Regions from separate parts of the Homo sapiens genome. Here region 2 is linked to region 1. The links are chromatin loops, found by intact Hi-C in ENCODE. Cell type or tissue: Calu3. All regions are shown on one strand. Each heading gives the region's core, and the rest is flanking DNA. Links, peaks and the distances in the headings are about the cores only.

Region 1 (8,329 bases), core at 166-8,165:
GGAACCTTACAGTCATGGAAGAAGGCGAAGGGGAAGCAAACTTGGACCTTTTCACATGGCAGCAGGAGAGTGTGTGCAAGCACAGGGAAAACTACCATTTGTAAAACCATCAGATCTTGTAAGAATTCACTCAGTCTCAAGAACAGCATGGGGGAACCACCCACATAATCCAATCACCTCCCACCAGATCCCTCAACACCTGGGGATTACAATTCAAGATGAGATTTGGGTGGGGACCCAAAACCTAACCATATCAAATATAGAAGGTATCTTTTGTGAGATTTTAACAGTAATAAATCATCTGCATTTTTAATAATTAAGGTTAATTTAGTCTAAATTTAAAATGCATTTTAAAGGTCTTATGCATTCATGATTTTTGACTGATGCATTTTAATTCTAAGTAAATGAAGAGTGAATGAAAAATTATACTGAAATTAGTTTGGGGTGAAGGATGAATCTGTTAAATTAATTTTGGGGAAAAGAATAACTTTATTACATCATAACTGAACCACATCTGAAATAATATCTATTAGGTTTTAAATACCTGTACTCTTGAAAATTTGGAACTAGTTTAATTTGCATGAGGGCAGTCTGTCTGGTTTTCTTTTGTATTCCTTTATAGAGCCTTTTGTAGTAGATGATCAGTGGGTATTTGCTATTGAATGAATATAAGGCCACTGCCCTCAAGAAATGTAACTGAGGAGATAAGTCATAAATATCAGTTGATCAGATTTAGTGAAAAGAGATCTGTCTATGCAAGGCAATCTATGCTAAGTGCCAGGTGAGAGGTTAAAACGGTTAAGTGCTGTAACAAGAGTGGTCATTTTGAGTAGGATGATTAACAAAAATTCACCAAATGTAGGTAGGATTTGATTTGGGCCCTTAAAGAAGTTTCGGTAAAAGTGGAGAGGAAGAAGGGATTATCAAAATAACCATTTTCAGATTATGTCATTTCAATAATGCCTCTTCATTACTGAACATAGTTTGGAAACTTTCCCTTTTTGACCTTTGAATAAATCAAAAATGTTCATTTCACCAACTATTTCTCTAGGGATTTCAAGACCCTGTTACTTACCTTGTTCTTCTCTGGCTCATGACTTCATCATGGTTATCTGTTTTAAATCTTTCTCAGTGTGCTCATCTTTGATCCTTCTCTAAAGCAGCATTTTAGACCTGTAAATGCTGTTTGTACAGAGTCATTCCCCTCCCCTGTAACCTCCCTCTTGTGAGGCCAGAGTTTACCTAAGCCGTATCTGATATGGAGCTCCCAAGTTCTTCTCTTAGCTCTTTACCACTGTGTACTTGGCCTTTCTTCCCAAACCTACAATGTACTTCCTCTTGAATTTAACATGAACATTTCCATTTTTACTGGGTCCCAATGATCATTACAAGCTCTGCTTAGTGAATGTGGGTTCCAGCAAACTGAAGACAAAAGGCCCCGACTTCTGGATGAAATGTTTCACCATAAACCTACCTAGACTGGAGGTCTTCCAGAAGCCATCTGCACAATTTCCCCCTTACCCAGGAAATGTTTCTGGGCAATATTGGTGGTTTAAAAATATTTTTAGTAATACTTACATGCAATAAAGTGAATGTGTAATGTATATTTTTAAAAATAATGTGAAAAAACTAATTTTCATAAATTAAATATTTTTCTAAACTATTATATATATCCCAAAGAAAATAGAATGACTTAGGGCAGCCACGGTGGCTCATGCCTGTAATCCCAGCACTTTGGGGGGCTGAGGTGGGAGGATCATTTCAGCTTAGGGGTTCGAGACCAGCCTGAGCAACATAAGAAGACCTCGTCAGTACAAAAAAACCAAAATATATATAATTGGCCAGGCGCAGTGGCTCATGCCTGTAATCTAAGCACTTTGGGAGGCCAAGGTGGGAGGATTGCTTGAGTCAAGTAGTTCAAGACCAGCATGAACAACATAGGGATACCTTGTCTCTACAGAAAAATTTTTTTTTAATTAGCCAGGAGTGGTGGCATATGCCTTTAGTCCCAGCTACACAGGAGGCTGAGGTGGGAGGATCACTTGAGCCCAAAAGGTCGAGGCTGCAGTAAGCCATGATTGTGCCACTGAACTCACTCTGTGCAACAGAGAGAGACCCTGTCTCAAAAAAAAAAAAAAAAGAAAGAAAAGAAAAGAAAATAGAATGACTCTTGTAGTAATAAAAATCCCACATTCCTGCATATCTTTTTATCTGTCAGAAGCATAGCTTAAGTGTTATCTTCTTACTGAAACCCATCTTGGATTCTCTCCCTCCCGCTAAGTGTATTGGTTTTTTTGCCTTCTTTGTTCCTATCACTCTCTTTTGCTAGTTGTTTACCTGTCTGTCTTTCCTGCTACACTTATATATACTTTTTCAGGATAGGTACCAAAGTTATTCACTTGTTAATTTTTCTTCTAGCTCCCAACTTAGTGCCTTGCATGTAGAAAATACTTGATAAATGTTTGTCAAATTGAATTACATTTGTGTTTATCATTTTTTAAAGTAAGACACACTTGGTTTCCTGTTTTTTTTTTCTTCTGATATCTATCTTAATTTAAAGCTACTGGAAGGAGTCCCTTGTACTGTAATATGCATTTATATGATGGTTATTATTATTATTTTTTTCTTTAAGCTTAGCGTGAACCAGTGTACCCTATAACTTTCTTTGTTACTGGCCTGGATTAGAAGACAAACCTTCTCCCTTGTGATAACTGTTCTTGAGCTGGTGCAAGTACCAACACAATTCCCAGGTTGCACCTATTTTTGTTCGTTTTTTACTTTTTATTTATATCATAAGTAGTTATGTGGGGTTTTTTTTCAACTTTTATTTTAAATTCAAGAGTACATGTGCAAGTTCACTATATAGATATTAATTCTTAACACAGCAAGATTGTGGAAGTTCTTATATAATATTCTATGGATCTTTCTCATATCAAATAATCTTTATATGTGTTATTTGGTCATATTTATTATTTATATCATATTCAATTATTTAAATAATGTAAATATAATTGTTTTTACCCATTTTGCAAGTTAGGAAACTAAGGCTTAAGCATAAATAAGTTGCCTAAGTTCACACAGCTAGAAGGTGGTAGTAGATAAGAACACAGTAATGCCTACTCTAAATTGTGAAGATGAATTTAGATGATCTCCCTATCTACATCCATCTCTGAAGTCTCTGAAGCTCTGGGAATGTTTAACATTATTTGAAGATCTGCATAATCAGTAAAATATTTGGCAAAATGAACTTGCATTGGGGAAAAGTGCTGGGTTGCTTTCAGGCTCAAACCAGTTACAGCTTTCATCAAGCTAATTTGCTGACTGGGCAGGACGGCTTTTCACAGTGGAAGTGAAGCAATATAGATCACTTTTTCAGCTTCACTAGATTTTAATGCTTCTATTTATTTATCTTTAGCTCTGGGTGATGGTTTTACAGTTGTAAATACAACCGAGCTCTAAATTGTTTATCCAGTCACCTCAGGGTTTTATGTATTCAGCCAAATGTTGGAAAACCGTTTAGATTGTGGAGCACACTGGCTCCACCTACTGTCCTATGAGAAAACACTTTCCTACTGTATCTTCATTCACAATTCTCTTAAATTGTACCCTTTTGCACATGTGCTTTTCCCCAAACTTTGTTTCTCATATTTTTGATATTTGAGTTTCCGTTTACCTTGCTGAAAGATAAATTTACCTATTAAGAAATCGTGAAATTACTGTAACGTCAGTCTTGCCTGTAATTTATATTATAAGGAGAATGTGTTTGGGGGTATAAAAATATCATAGTTTTCAAAAATCTAAATCTATATCAAAATAAGACTTTCCTTCCAGAAAAAAAGTGTTCAAAATATTTTAGTACACTATTGTGTGGTGTATGAATGAATATCTCGCTTTTATTTCCAGAACAGAAATTTTTTAATTGAATTTTCTGGAAGCAGTTAACCTCAAATCCAATTAAACTCTTAGTAGAAGTAATTTTATTTTCTACCATTCATCTTTTTAATACTTTAGTTTTCAGTTATAAAGACAATATAGCAACATTGTAGAAAATATGGAAAAAGGGGGAAATCCATTATTTAACCTGCTTAAATGTTTATTCTTAATTTCTTGGTTAGGGAACCCTCACCAACTATAGTTTTACCAAGTCATGATTGATGAAAACATAGTTTTATAATTGTGGTCGTTATCAATTTATTACTTCTTAGCTCTGAGTTCAACATTCATTGCATGGTTGGTGAAAATAGACCTGAGCCCTTTGAATATTTTCCTTTGACAACTGGCTGGATGTTAAATTTTGTCAATAGAGGGCGCCAGAGAGACATTGCAAGAGGAAGAGATTTTCCTTCCTGGTTCTGGTGTGCTGGCTTGGCAACTTCTCTGGCGCCAGCTCTTGCAGTCCAAGTGGCTTAATAGCTTCTGGCTCCTACAGTGCTGAGGCTTCCCCAGTGCCCACCTCTTAAAGCTTGGTCAGCTTCTGGTGCCAGGCTATTGCAGAACGTGGCTGTCAGCAGCACCTAGTGGTCAGTAGCATCCCCTGCCCACCTACCTCTCCGCTCTATGGGATTAGCTTTAGCTGGCACCCTAGAGGGCAGAGTTCTGACAAGTTCTGAACAGTAGATTTCAGCAAGCTCTATGGGTATAGCACCACAGCAACTTCTCGGCTATTCAGTGAACCATGGTCATGCCTTCTCCAGCAAGGTCTGCATCTCAGCCTTGGGGAAACCTCTTTTTTAATGCTCTATCTCAGCCTTAGGGGTAGTGGCTGCTCCTTACCTCTGATATTCCTTTATTCTGTAGAGTTTTCTTTACTTGTGACTAGCCTGTCTCTCCTTACTCTTATAAGTTAATAATTCTCTATTCAAATTACTCTGGTTTATCTTTTCTGATTGAACTCTTGACTTTTTTTTTTTTTTTTTTAACAGACAGAGTCTTGCTCTGTCACCCAGGCTGCAGTGCAGTGGTGTGATCATGGCTCACTGCAGCCTCAGCCTCCCAGGCTCAAGCGATCCTCCCACCTCAGCCTTCTGAGCAGCTAAGACCACGGGCAAGTGCCACTATGCCTGGCTAATTTTAAAAAATTTTTTGTAGAGATGGGTTCTCCTTATGTTGCCCAGGCTGGTGTCGAACTCCTGGGCTCAAGCAATCCTCCCCCCTTGGCTTTCCAAAGTGCTGGGATTATAGCCATGATCCACAATGCCTGGGCTGAAACCATTTTTTTACCCAAAGTTTTAAGTCCACGATCATTTTATGTGCATTATTTTGCTTAGTAAAATTAAATTAGCTAACATGTATAGCTATATAAGCTAAATTGCTTATTTACAAAGCAATTACATATCTATTATTCTTTAAATCAGCTTTTTAAAAGTAACCTTTTATTCTTTTTTCCTGACTTTACAGTCTTACCTGATTTATCAATTTTTTGCCTTTGTGGTTAATCCTTTTCATGTCCTACTGAAAAAAATCATTGCCTCTCCAAGGTGATAAAGATGTTCTCCCATATTTTCTTCTGAAGGTTTTATTGTGTTACCTTTTACATTTAGATCTATAGTACCTCTGGAATTTATTTTTAATTAAAACAAATTTTTAATTGTTTATCGAATTGGGCAGCCCTTGAACCAGAATGGGTTCAGAGAAGCTCCCATCTGGAATTTATTTTTGTGTAAGGAGTGTGAACCTGGGATCCAGATTAATTTTTTTCCTATATAAATATGCAGTTGATCCAGTATCTGTATTGAAAAGACCATCCTTTCCTTAATACACTGCAGGCTTATGTTTGTCATAAATCAGGTGCTCGTAAATGTTAGTATGTTCTTATAATCTTACCTGTTCTATTTAACCTTGTTAGTCGGCCTTGATATCTAGTAGTGTAAATACTCCAGGTTTGTTGTTACTCAAGATTGTCTTGGCTCTTCTTAGCCTTTTGTATTTCATATAAAGTTAAGAGTCAGCTTTTTAATTTGTACCCAAAACCATTTGGGATTTTTATTAGTATTATGTCTTATATGTCTTTGTCAGATTTATTCCTAGATATGTGATGTGTTTTGATGCTATTGCAAATTATATCTGTAACACCAAAACTGCAGTTACGTGTTCAGATTGTCAATCTGACCCAGGAATCCTTCAGATATTTGAAGATAGCAGTCATTCCATTCCTTATATGTTGTGTTTTATTTATTTAGTATATTATGCCTTTATATGAGTCTCTACTCTGAATGCTTTAGTATTTCTGTTTTGTTTAGGGTGCCACAAATAGATAAACATCCCAATGAGAAGCTGAATTAAAGCAGAGAAAAGTAGGAGGACCACTATCTAGCTCTTTCCATTTTTACCTCTGAATACTAGTATATTGAGATTTTCCTCCCAGAATAGCCTACTGTCATCTTTCTGTCTTTGGAACTTTCTGTCAGGGTTGTCCTTACTCTCTCTAACAAGCCTATATTTGTGGTTTGCAATTCTTCATTCTAATTTGTAAAACTTGTGCATTGTCCTTAAATGAGTTTCATATAGTTTGTAAGACCCTCCTGCACTCCCTGCCTCCAGGTAATTTGAAATGTATTACTGACTTCCATACTATTGACATTTCAGCTAAATTTAATACTACCTGTACGTTTGGGCATGTTTCCATTGCTTTATCTTAGTCATCAGTAAAGATTTTCATTAGTTTGAATCTTAGGGCACTCCTGAATGGTAAAATATTCAACATCTCCTACAGGTTTACTTAAAACTATTGATAACTGCTGTTTGGATATATAACTCTCAATCTGTCTGGCTCCCCACCTTACATTTTCATACTCTACCTAGGCAAATTACTTTATTCTTTGTACAGTTTGGAAGTCATTTAATATATTCTGAATAAAATACTCTGATATAATTTTTAAAACATTATAATTAATAAGCACCCTCTGTGTGAACATTGTGCTAGCACATCTAGTGAGAGGAACATTAGCTATAAGGACAGATAGACCTGGAATAAAATCTTGCCACCACCATTTGCTTATTGTGAGAACTTGGAATTGTATACTGTAAATTGTATAATTTCTTAACCCGCTTTTACTGTTTATTTTTAATAGGGACAACAATACTTCACAAGATTGGTTGTGAGAAGCAAGTAAGATAGCACATGTAAAATATAAAGTTCAGTACCTGGTACTTAATAGGCTCAGCATATTTTTGTTCCTTTCTCTCCTTTCAGGGTCTAGCTCAAATCTTAATACATCTATGAAACTATTCCCAACGATCTTACTCCCTCTCCTAAATGGTTTCTGTATTAATTTTTATTTTATCAAAGCAATATATAAAAAAAATTTAAAAATCTAGATAATGCTAAACAACTTTAACAAAACCAGAAGGCAATGTTCTTTCCCAACCCTTCTTTGCTTCCCACTGTCTAATTCTACTCCCCAGAAGCAAAATTAAAAAAAAAAACAAACCCAGCTTGATTGAGGTATAATTGAGATACAAAACAGACTGCACCTATTTAAAGTGTACAAATTAAAATTTGACATTGGCTTATACCTGTGAAACCATCAAAAACAAGATAGTAACATATCCTTCACCTCCAAGTTTTATTTTATTCCTTTGTAAGCCCTCCTTCTGCATTGAACTTCCACCATTTCTCCCCCAGCAACCACTGATCTTCTTTCTGTCACTGTAGATTAGTTTGCATTTTCTAGCCTTTTATATGATCTGTTTTAGTCCTTGTCTGCTAATTCTAACATCTGTTCTGGGTTGGTTCCAGTTGATTATTTTCCTCATGGATCATGTTTCTTGCTTTTTTTGTATGCCTGGTAATCTTTGATTGAATACCTGACATCGTGCTTTTTTTAACTTTGTTAGGTGCTGAATAACTTTTGTATTAGTATAAATAGTCTTGAATTTTGTTCTGGATTTCAGTGAAGCTACTTGGAAACAGTTTGATCCTTTTGGATTTTGCTTTTGTGATTTGTTAGGTGTGTCTGGAACAGGGTTCAGTCTAGTACTAGCTATTCCCTATTACTGAGGCCAGGCCTTCTTGATTCCTTTATCCAATGCCCAGTGTGATACAAATTTTACCATTTCAGCTTTTGGGAGTAGGCACTGTTTCTGGCTATGTGTGTACTGGCTATGTGTGAACACCTGGTACTGTTCCCTCTAATATTTTCACCATGATTCTTTCCTGGCTTCGACTAGTTTGCTCCTACACATCTGCTAATCAGTCTTCTGCTGAATAGTTAGGGGGCCCTTTATAGATTTCCTGAGTTCTTTCTCTCTAAAGTTGTCTCTCATATACTGTCTCCTGTGAAATCTAGTCACCTTGGTCTTCCTGAACTCCCCGCTTTGTTTCCTCATC
Region 2 (8,329 bases), core at 286-8,285, 170 kb after region 1:
CATCTCCTATTGACTCTGCAGGTGGGACCAGGCCTTGTCCTCTTGGGTGCCGACCTGGGCACCTGCCTTCAGCCCACACCCTTCACCCACAGGCTCGCTATGTTTTTGTTCTTTCCAGTACAGTGGCCATTCGCTGGCCCCTCACAGGCCTGGCTGGGGAGATGCACGGAGAATGGAGAATGTCCCCAGGCCTGGGAGCTCAGGGTGTCCGTCCTCCTCGCTCAGGGCCCGGGACCTGGTAGGCGGCCTCCTGTCACCCTGTGGGGGCAACATCCCCTCATCCAGCATGCTGTCTCTCCCACATCTGGGTATGAGCCTGGAGGTCCTTTGGTGGAATGCACAGGGGACAAGGTGGGGTGGGGGAGGGGGACTAATGAACAGACACTGGTTTTGGAACCTGCAGAATTCCCCTAGTGCAGTCTCGGGGGCCCCAGCCTCAGCCCAGTCCCGGGGACTCTTGCCCATCAAGCCATTTCCTGGAGATGGCCCTACTCCTCGGCTCCCTGAACATAAGGCCTTTTCGTGCCACAGAACAGTCAGTTTGCAGCAAGGCCTGGCAGCGGGGGCACACCCAGCCGAACTGCCCAGGAATGACCCCCTTCTGGGCATGTGCTCAGAGATGGGGTTCAGTGGGGTCAGGGAGAGCTTTCAGAGGCCTTGAAGGGTGCGGACTGCCATGGAGGAGAAGGAGGTAGGGCTGGGGGAGGGCAAGTCTTCTGCAGAGGGGATGGGCTGTAGGCTACAACTCCCTTTCCAGTCCCAGATGGAAGTCCCGTGTCCTTCCCAGACCTGTTTCCCACTGTCTAGTTCATTCATTCTGTGATCCTAGATTCCAGGAGGGTGGTGACTAGGGTGAAGCTGGATGGACAAAGAGTGGGGGAGGAGGACGGATGTGGAGGGAGCCTCTGCAGATATAGCCCAGGTGCCATGGATCCAGTCTGCTGCCTTGCCTTGCCTTGTACACCAGGAATAGAAACCTGAATTTCTTGTTGTGCCACGAAGGGAGAAGGGAGGTGGGCTGGGCTGTGGCCTGTCAGGTAGAGTTGGTCTAACAGGCTGGGATGGGCTGAGCAGGGGAGCGGTGACTGCAGGTGCAGAATGCTGTCCTAGAGCTGTGTTGCCTGGAGAAATGGTCAACCCCCAGCCCTCAGGGGTAGCCCCTGTACAGCCCAATCCTGTGCACCACTTTGTCCCCCCTCCCTCCCAGGGACCTGTCTGTAGCCCCAGTGGAACCTGCCAAGCTTTGCTAAGCCTAGAAGTGGGCAAAGTCAGGCCTGGGCCCTGCTTAGGAGCTCACAGGCTGGTGGTGGGGACCCTAAGGAAACCTAGAGAGTGTGGACAGGGATGGAAGGGAGCACAGGTGGCTGGCACCAGATAAAGGGCCCCTGGCACCCGAGGACCATTTCGGAGGCAGTGTCTGCCTCAGGACACTTCGGGTCCCCATTTCCCTCCTGAACCTCCCTGCTTACCAGCACTCTCCATGCCTGCTCTGCCAGCATCACTGCCTCCAGGCAGCCTCCTCTGTTTTCTCTCTGGCTCCTGCTGTCACAGCTCTGCTCACATGGGGGGTCAGGGCCTGGCTCCTTCTCAAGATCCCTGCCTGTGGGCAGAGACCTTCCCTGACTCACTCTATGACCTATGTCCAGCCAGTGGCCCAGGAAAAGTGGAAGGACAAACACTAGGCTTGAGAAGCCTGGCCCCATGGTGGCAGAGGTGAGGGCCTGGGCTTCCCCAAACCCTTGGTCTCATTGCTATCTAGTGAGACACCCCCTAAGCTGGGTTAGGACAGGTGCAGGGAGACAGGTGAAGGAAGGATGGCTTTGTCACCCATAAAACCTAGCCCACCTGAGACCAGCCTGGCCAACATAGTGAAACCCTGTCTCTACTAAAAATAGAAAAATTAGCTGGGTGTTGGTGGCAGGTGCCTGTAGTCCCAGCTACTCTAGAGGCTAAGGCAGGAGAATCGTTTGAACCCAGGAGGCGAAGGTTGCAGTGAGCCAAGATCGCACCATTGCATTCCAGCCTGGGCGACAGGGCAAGACTCCCATCTAAAAAAAACAAACAAAAACAAACAAACAAACAAAAAACCTAGTCTACCTGGAGACTGCAGCCAGACTGCCTGAATTTGAATCTCATTTCACCTCTTCTTGTGTGGCCCTGGGCAAGTGACTTAACCTTTCTGTGCCTTGGTTTCCTCATCCGTAAAAAGGGGATGCCAACAGTGCCCATCTCACAGGGTTGTTTTGCACAGTGCCTGCCACATAGCAGGTGCCCAGTCATTGTGAGATATTTCTATTATTGTTCCTTTACAGGTGCCCCAAGGTGGCCCCTGGATTCCAGAGCAGACTCCAGGTGCCACCAACCTCAGGTGGTTTCTGTTGGTTAGAGCTGGTGACCCTGAGCCTCTCCTGGCAGTGGGAACATGCCTGGCTGCCTTCCGCTCTGTCTGCTCCTTCCCAGGCTGCACGATTGCCCCCAGGTTCCTGCTCTGCCACAGCAAGTCAGGGTGATGGAATCTGGGAATCGTGACTCCCAAGCTCGGTCTGTCTCTCAAGGACTGGAGAAGTGTCTGGGGCCAGAGCCCTGATCTGGGGCCCAGATCTGGTTGGATCTGCACCTCGGGTCTGCCCCAGCTGTGGTGCTTAGTGTTGGGAGACCCTGGTTGGGAGCCCAGCAGACCTAGGGCATCCCATCGGATCCGTCCACTTACTTGCCTTGTCACCTTGGACATCACTGCGCTGTCCTGGGCTCAGCCTCCTCCTCTCTGGGATGGGGCAGTTGTGTGTCTGTCTTAGGACACTGGCTGGGAGGATCTGAAGTGGAGGGACACCTGAGTCACTTCCTGCTGTAAACCCTGGTGATGCCAGGTGGTAGCTGTTTCTCTTTCCATGGCATGATGTGGCTGGGGTCCTCCGTATATGGAAGCCCCTCTCCCTTCCCGGTCTTGCCTGCCCTCCTGGCCTCAGGGAACAGATGCTAAGTCATAGCTCCCTCTGGGTCAGAGGATGGGCTGGATGTGGGGTGTGGTCCAGGGCTGGGAGGGAAGACAGGAGGGCAGCGGGGAGGAGAGGGAAAGTCCCTTCTTCCTGCCTGTGCTTCCTGACGGGGTGCCGTTGGGGATGGATGAGACCAGGCGGCCTCACTGGGTTTCCTAGACCTGTGCTCTGCAGAAGCCGCCGTGCAGGTTGGCCGTGGTGCACCCTGTAGTGCCAACTGGAAGGAGGGGCCAGGTCTCAGGAGCTGCTCATGCCCTTGGGGGAATTCTAGCCCTTTCTCTGACCCTCTAAAACTCTGGTTCTTCCGGGCAGAGGGGACAGCAGGGTCCCCATCTTGGTGGGAACTAGGAGCCCTCTTCCCCATTCTCCCTTGCAACTGCTCTGCTCCACGATCTGTAGAGTCCCTACACAGCCCTGCTGGGATGACCATTTATCTCCTCTGCACAGGTGAGGCCCAAAGTTGCACAGCAGGGAGCAGACATTCAAATTCGGTCTTCCTGCCTCTGCCACCCTCTGCTGGCCGCCTGTGGTAGGACCGCAGAAGCTCTTGGGATGGAACTAGCTCAGGAGCGCCTGCTGGAGTGGAGGCAGGCAGAGGGCTGCTGCCATCTGCCCATGCTGTGTGGCGGGGACATGGTATTACACCTCCCTGGGCCTCAGTTTCCTTATCTGTAAAAGGGGATATTGCCCACTTCTCAGTGCCTTGGTGAGGATGGATTGTGGTGTCAGCAGGATGCCTGGTACATGAAAGGCATGTCTCAGTGTTTGCCTGTCCCCACCCTCCACCATACCCACAGCCACTGGGGAGCAGTGGCTTCCTCAGCTCAGTGAGGCGATGGGAGAGGAAGAGGGGCCTGCTCTGTTCCCTGGGCCAGGGCTAGGGATCAGGCCAGGCCCCACCCCCAGCTCAGGCCTTGGGGAGGGATGATTACAGCTGAGGGAACACAGGGTGAGCTGACCCTTCCTGGTTGCATCTCTTGGTGCTGGAGCCACCCATAGAGGTCTGGGCATAGCTTCCTAGCACCTGAAAATTGAAGGAGACTTTCATTCGCTTTGGGTCAGGCCCTGGGCTTGATACTTTACATACACTGATTCCTCCTCGCAAAGTAGAAATTATTGGCCATGCACATTGGCTCAAGCCTGTCATCCCAGCACTTTGGGAGGCTGAGGCGGGAAGATTGCTTGAGCTCAGGAGTTTGAGACCAGCCTGGGCAACATAGTGAGACCTCATCTCTACAAAAAATTTAAGAGTTAGCTGAGTGTGGTGTGTGGGCCTACGGTCCCAGCTATTCGTGAGGCTTAGGCCAGAGGATCGCTTGAGCCTAGGAGGTTGAGGCTGCAGTGAGCTGTGATTGTGACTGCACTCCAGTTTGGGTGACAGACGAGACCATGCCTCAAAAAGACAAAAACAAAAACAAAAAACCCCAAAATCCAACAACATAAAGAAATTGTTGTTTCTATTATATAAATCAGAAAGCCGAGGCTCAGAGAGCTCGCCAGATTGCCGATTGAGGAGCTGGAATTCAGTCTCCAGTCTGAAGCCAAAGCCCATGCTTTTCCCTTTCACAGCACTGCCTCAGGGGGCTTTTAAGGAAAATACCCCCACAGCAAGAAGAGGTGGAAAGCCCAGGCCAGAGCTCCTTGGGCAGGGTCAGGTGCAGAGGGCACCTGGTACTGGAGCCCCCCTGGGCTGCCTCTCTCTTGGCAGGCAGAGCAAGGGGCTTCCAGAAATTAGGAAGGGCTGAGCCTGAGAGCAGCCAGTTGCTCATGGATCATTCCCGGGTCAGCGGCTGCCCTGGCCGGATTCCCTGGCTGCGTCTCATGGAGCAGCCTCTTGGGCCGTGCCCACCAGTCTCTGTAGAAAATAAAAATGGAGGCTGGGCGCAGTGGCTTATGCCTGTAATTCCAGCACTTTGGGAGGCCGAGGCCAGCAGATCAGGAGTTTGAGACCAGCCTGGCCAACATGGAGAAACCCTGTCTCTACTAAAAATATAAAAATTAGCTGGGCGTGGTGGTGGGTGCCTGTAATCCCAGCTACTCAGGAAGGTGAGGCAGGAGAATTGCTTGAACCCAGGAGCTGGAGGTTGCAGTGAGCTGAGGTTGCACTACTGCATTCCATGCACTCCAGCCTGGGCAAAAGAGCGAGACTGTCTCTAAAGAAAAAAAGAAAGAAAAAAGGAAAAAAAGGAGTTTTTGCTCCACTTGAGCATTTGCTTGCTGTGTGCCTTTGACAAGTCACAGTCCATCTCTGAACCTCCATTCCTCGCCCATACAATGGAATGACAACTCCTCGCTCCTTGGGTGGCGTGAAGACCTGATGAGATTATGCGAGGCAAGTGCCATGCGGGGCCTGGCCCACCGCTCCCCACTGGCCCCTCGCTTTGTGCTCCCCAGCTGGGATATGGGTGTTTGTCCCATGCCCGCACCCCCACCCCACTTGAACCTGCTGTACCCCTGTGGGCTGGCGGGGGTGGGCACTCAGGCTGCTGGTGCTAGAGAAGGAAGGGAATGGAGCTCTTGCTGGTTAGGGAGGGGCGCAGCGGGTAGGAGGAAGGCAGTGCCCCGGGTCCAGCGCTCTGACGTCTTCCCACAGGTTCTTCATCAGCAAACCTTTAGCGGAAGAGCACTCTCTGGCCAGGAAGGGGAGAGGGCATCCCAGGCAGGACCGCGGGGTGGGGGGCAAGCGGGGAGCAGATGGGCCCTATGGGGCCCCAAGTCTGTGGTGGGAGGCAGGTGAATCACCATGCTGATGATCACACAGCAAGTCTGTGTCTGTCACGTCTGTGTCTGTCATGTCTCCTGCCATGGGGGGCATCCGCATGCTCCTCCGCCCCTCACGCTCTCTCCTCGCCTTCTCCGCAGGGCATCTGCGAGGACCCCCGCCTCTTTGTGGATGGCATCAGCTCCCACGACCTGCACCAGGGCCAGGTGGGCAACTGCTGGTTTGTGGCAGCCTGCTCGTCACTTGCCTCCCGGGAGTCGCTGTGGCAAAAGGTGAGGCCTCGGGCAGAGTGGGCAGGGTGCTGGGGAGTGTGAACGCAGCCTGTGGCCCTCACTGCCAGACAGGCGGAACCTGATTGTGGCAGATGAGACTTTCAAAAGCCTGTGCCAGGGATGGGGTGGGGGCCCCCAGTACTGGCCGAGCGTCGGAATTGCCATCCCTCACCCTTCAGCTGGGCACCCCCAGGGGCAGGTGCTGGGAATCCGTCAGGCTCCCAAGGTCATTCTGATGTGTCCCCCCCAACACTGTTGGGGACACTTGGCAGATTAATACACACCTGTGAAATGTGGAAGCTGTGTGCATCACATTTAGTGTGCAGACACCACTGATGGGGCTCAGGAGACCCCTGACAGACACAGACCTGCTGTGTGACTCAGCTGGTTGCTGTCCTCCTCTGGGCCTGACTTTTCCCAGTTGTTCAGCAAGGGTGGTTTGGTGATCCCCAGCTTCATGACTCCCAGTTCCAAGCTGCTGGTGTTCTGGACCAGGGCCAAAGGGTTTGGGTGGGAAAGAATGGGCTCTGGTCCTGCAACCCAACCTCCTATCCCAGCACAGTTCCAAGCTGCTGGTGTTCTGGACCAGGGCCAAAGGGTTTGGGTTGGAAAGAATAGGCTCTGGTCCTGCAACCCAACCTCCTATCCCAGCACTTGGCAGCAGGGCCTTAGATTCCGTGCACAGGAGGCAGGGAGGCTGGAGTGGAGGCAGACCCTGGCTCCCTGAAGAATTATTGGCAGGGACTGCAGGGGGACTCTGGTCATTGCCCCTTGCTCATCCCTGCCCTTCTGCCATCCCTTGGGAGGGGCTGGCAGTGGGGCTGAGGAGCACTGGACATCTGCATCTCCCAGGCTTGGCAGTGAGCCTCAGCACTTGGTAGCTTTGGAGCTGGCCTCAGGTTACTCATCAGCAAAATAAGGACAATCGGAGTAGCTGTCTCTCGGGGAGTGGTGAGGATAGGACCAGATGCTGCACTCAACATGCCTTGTGCGGCATCGTGCTTGGCCAAAGGTGGCTGTGCCTACCAGCATTATGATAATTAATATCATAGAACATACAGGTACTCCTGTGCAAGACAGAGTTTTTCCTCATCCTCTGAGGTATCCCTTGGCCATCAGAGGGAGCAGTGCCCTTGGGCAAGGCTGAGACTCTGGTAGGTGTCTTGCTCTTGAGTCTGCAGAACGGGGATGTGACCTCTCAAAGCCACTCCAGGGTGGGCATCCCTGGGGCCTAGCCCCAGTAGTCCTGCAGGGTAGGAGCAGCTGCCTGCTGTAGGGCCCCTGGGGCCTTGGCAGAGGCCATGGTTGCGGCGTGTGGATGTGGGTATTCGAGGGGCACCTGAGCCAGGAGGGCTTTCGAGAGCCACCCGTTGGCTCATTTCAATTCTACGCCTCAAGGCCCAGAGAGGGCTGGGGCCTGGTTCTGTGCTCTGGGTGTAGGGCCAGTCCTCACTCTCCAGCTTCCAGGCTCCCACCCCCTTCTCTGAGCTCAGAACAAGGTCCCCCTGCCTTAGAGCCCACCCCCCCACTAGATGAGGGCTCAGTCAGGGGCTGAAGGGGCACATGGGCATTCTGTAGGGCTGCCCCCCACCTCCCACTTTGCCCTGCAATTGCCTGTTTATCTTTCACCTCCCCCGTGAGGTGAGCTCCCCACAGGCAGAACTGGCCCAACGTATATGTCCCTGCTGAGCCCACTAGGGACCTGGAGTAGAGAAGGCTCAGGAGAGTTTTGGGAACAGAGCTCCTTTCCAAATTGTTGGACTCAGCTACCACCCAGCAGCCCCACGGTCGGCCTTGCTCCCCCAGACCTCCCAGGGCCTTGTGGTGCTGGGCCTGACTCCAGTCTCCCCAGGAGAGGCCATCTGTCTGGCCGTTTGTAGGTGGGAGCCTATGTGTCCTGCCCTGGGCTTGGGCCCAAGTGGTTCCTGGTGCAGCTCCACCTCTCAACAGTGAAGAACAGGCCCAGGACTGCAGGCAGGAGGCCTGTCATTGAGGCCTGTGTTTATCTGTGGGCCAAAGGTTCCTATTGCAGGGAGTTGGGGCACCTGGCCTGGCTGGTCTGGGAGGCTGCCAGGGCCAGGAGGCTGATCTCCTACAGCAGCTTGGGTCCCAGGGAGGCCAGGGCGGGTCTGGGCGCTCCTGGCTAATTGCACTTTGCCTCCTGTGCTGCTGTGGTGCTATGGGTCCCGGAAGGAGGCTCGGGGCCCTGCGGAGCTCATTACTGCGCCTTCCGTCCCTCGTCCCTGTTGACTGGGCTCTGTTTGTTGTCACCCCTCACTTTCTGGGCCTGTTGCCCTGCAGGGCCTCCTTGTTTTCTCCATGGAAGGGCAGTGGGGGGG

What was found. Hi-C counts contacts between places; a loop is a spot of excess contacts. Peaks named below come from ENCODE experiments on the same cell type or tissue, not always from the same donor. Only the 100,000 strongest peaks of a DNase experiment are listed, where the experiment ranks them.
Region 2: a loop joins it to region 1, with 19 times the contacts of the local background. A loop is called at or near these places in 35 of 110 quality-filtered maps.

The regions. Positions count from the first base shown.
Region 1 is chr11:76,915,736-76,924,064 of GRCh38, forward strand. The region is part of intron 1 of ACER3 (alkaline ceramidase 3); the gene reads left to right. Among named protein-coding and RNA genes, the nearest start is that of ACER3, 59 kb to the left of the region's middle. In Calu3, for the core only: CTCF peaks have their summits at 3,542 (motif pointing left), 4,347 (motif pointing right) and 4,546 (motif pointing left); a DNase peak (open chromatin) is centred at 4,416.
Region 2 is chr11:77,087,824-77,096,152 of GRCh38, forward strand. It overlaps CAPN5 (calpain 5), which reads left to right. Exons shown (of 13, transcript NM_004055.5): 3 at 5,859-5,990. Among named protein-coding and RNA genes, the nearest start is that of OMP, 11 kb to the right of the region's middle. In Calu3, for the core only: a CTCF peak has its summit at 3,518 (motif pointing left); DNase peaks (open chromatin) are centred at 1,008, 3,172 and 3,518.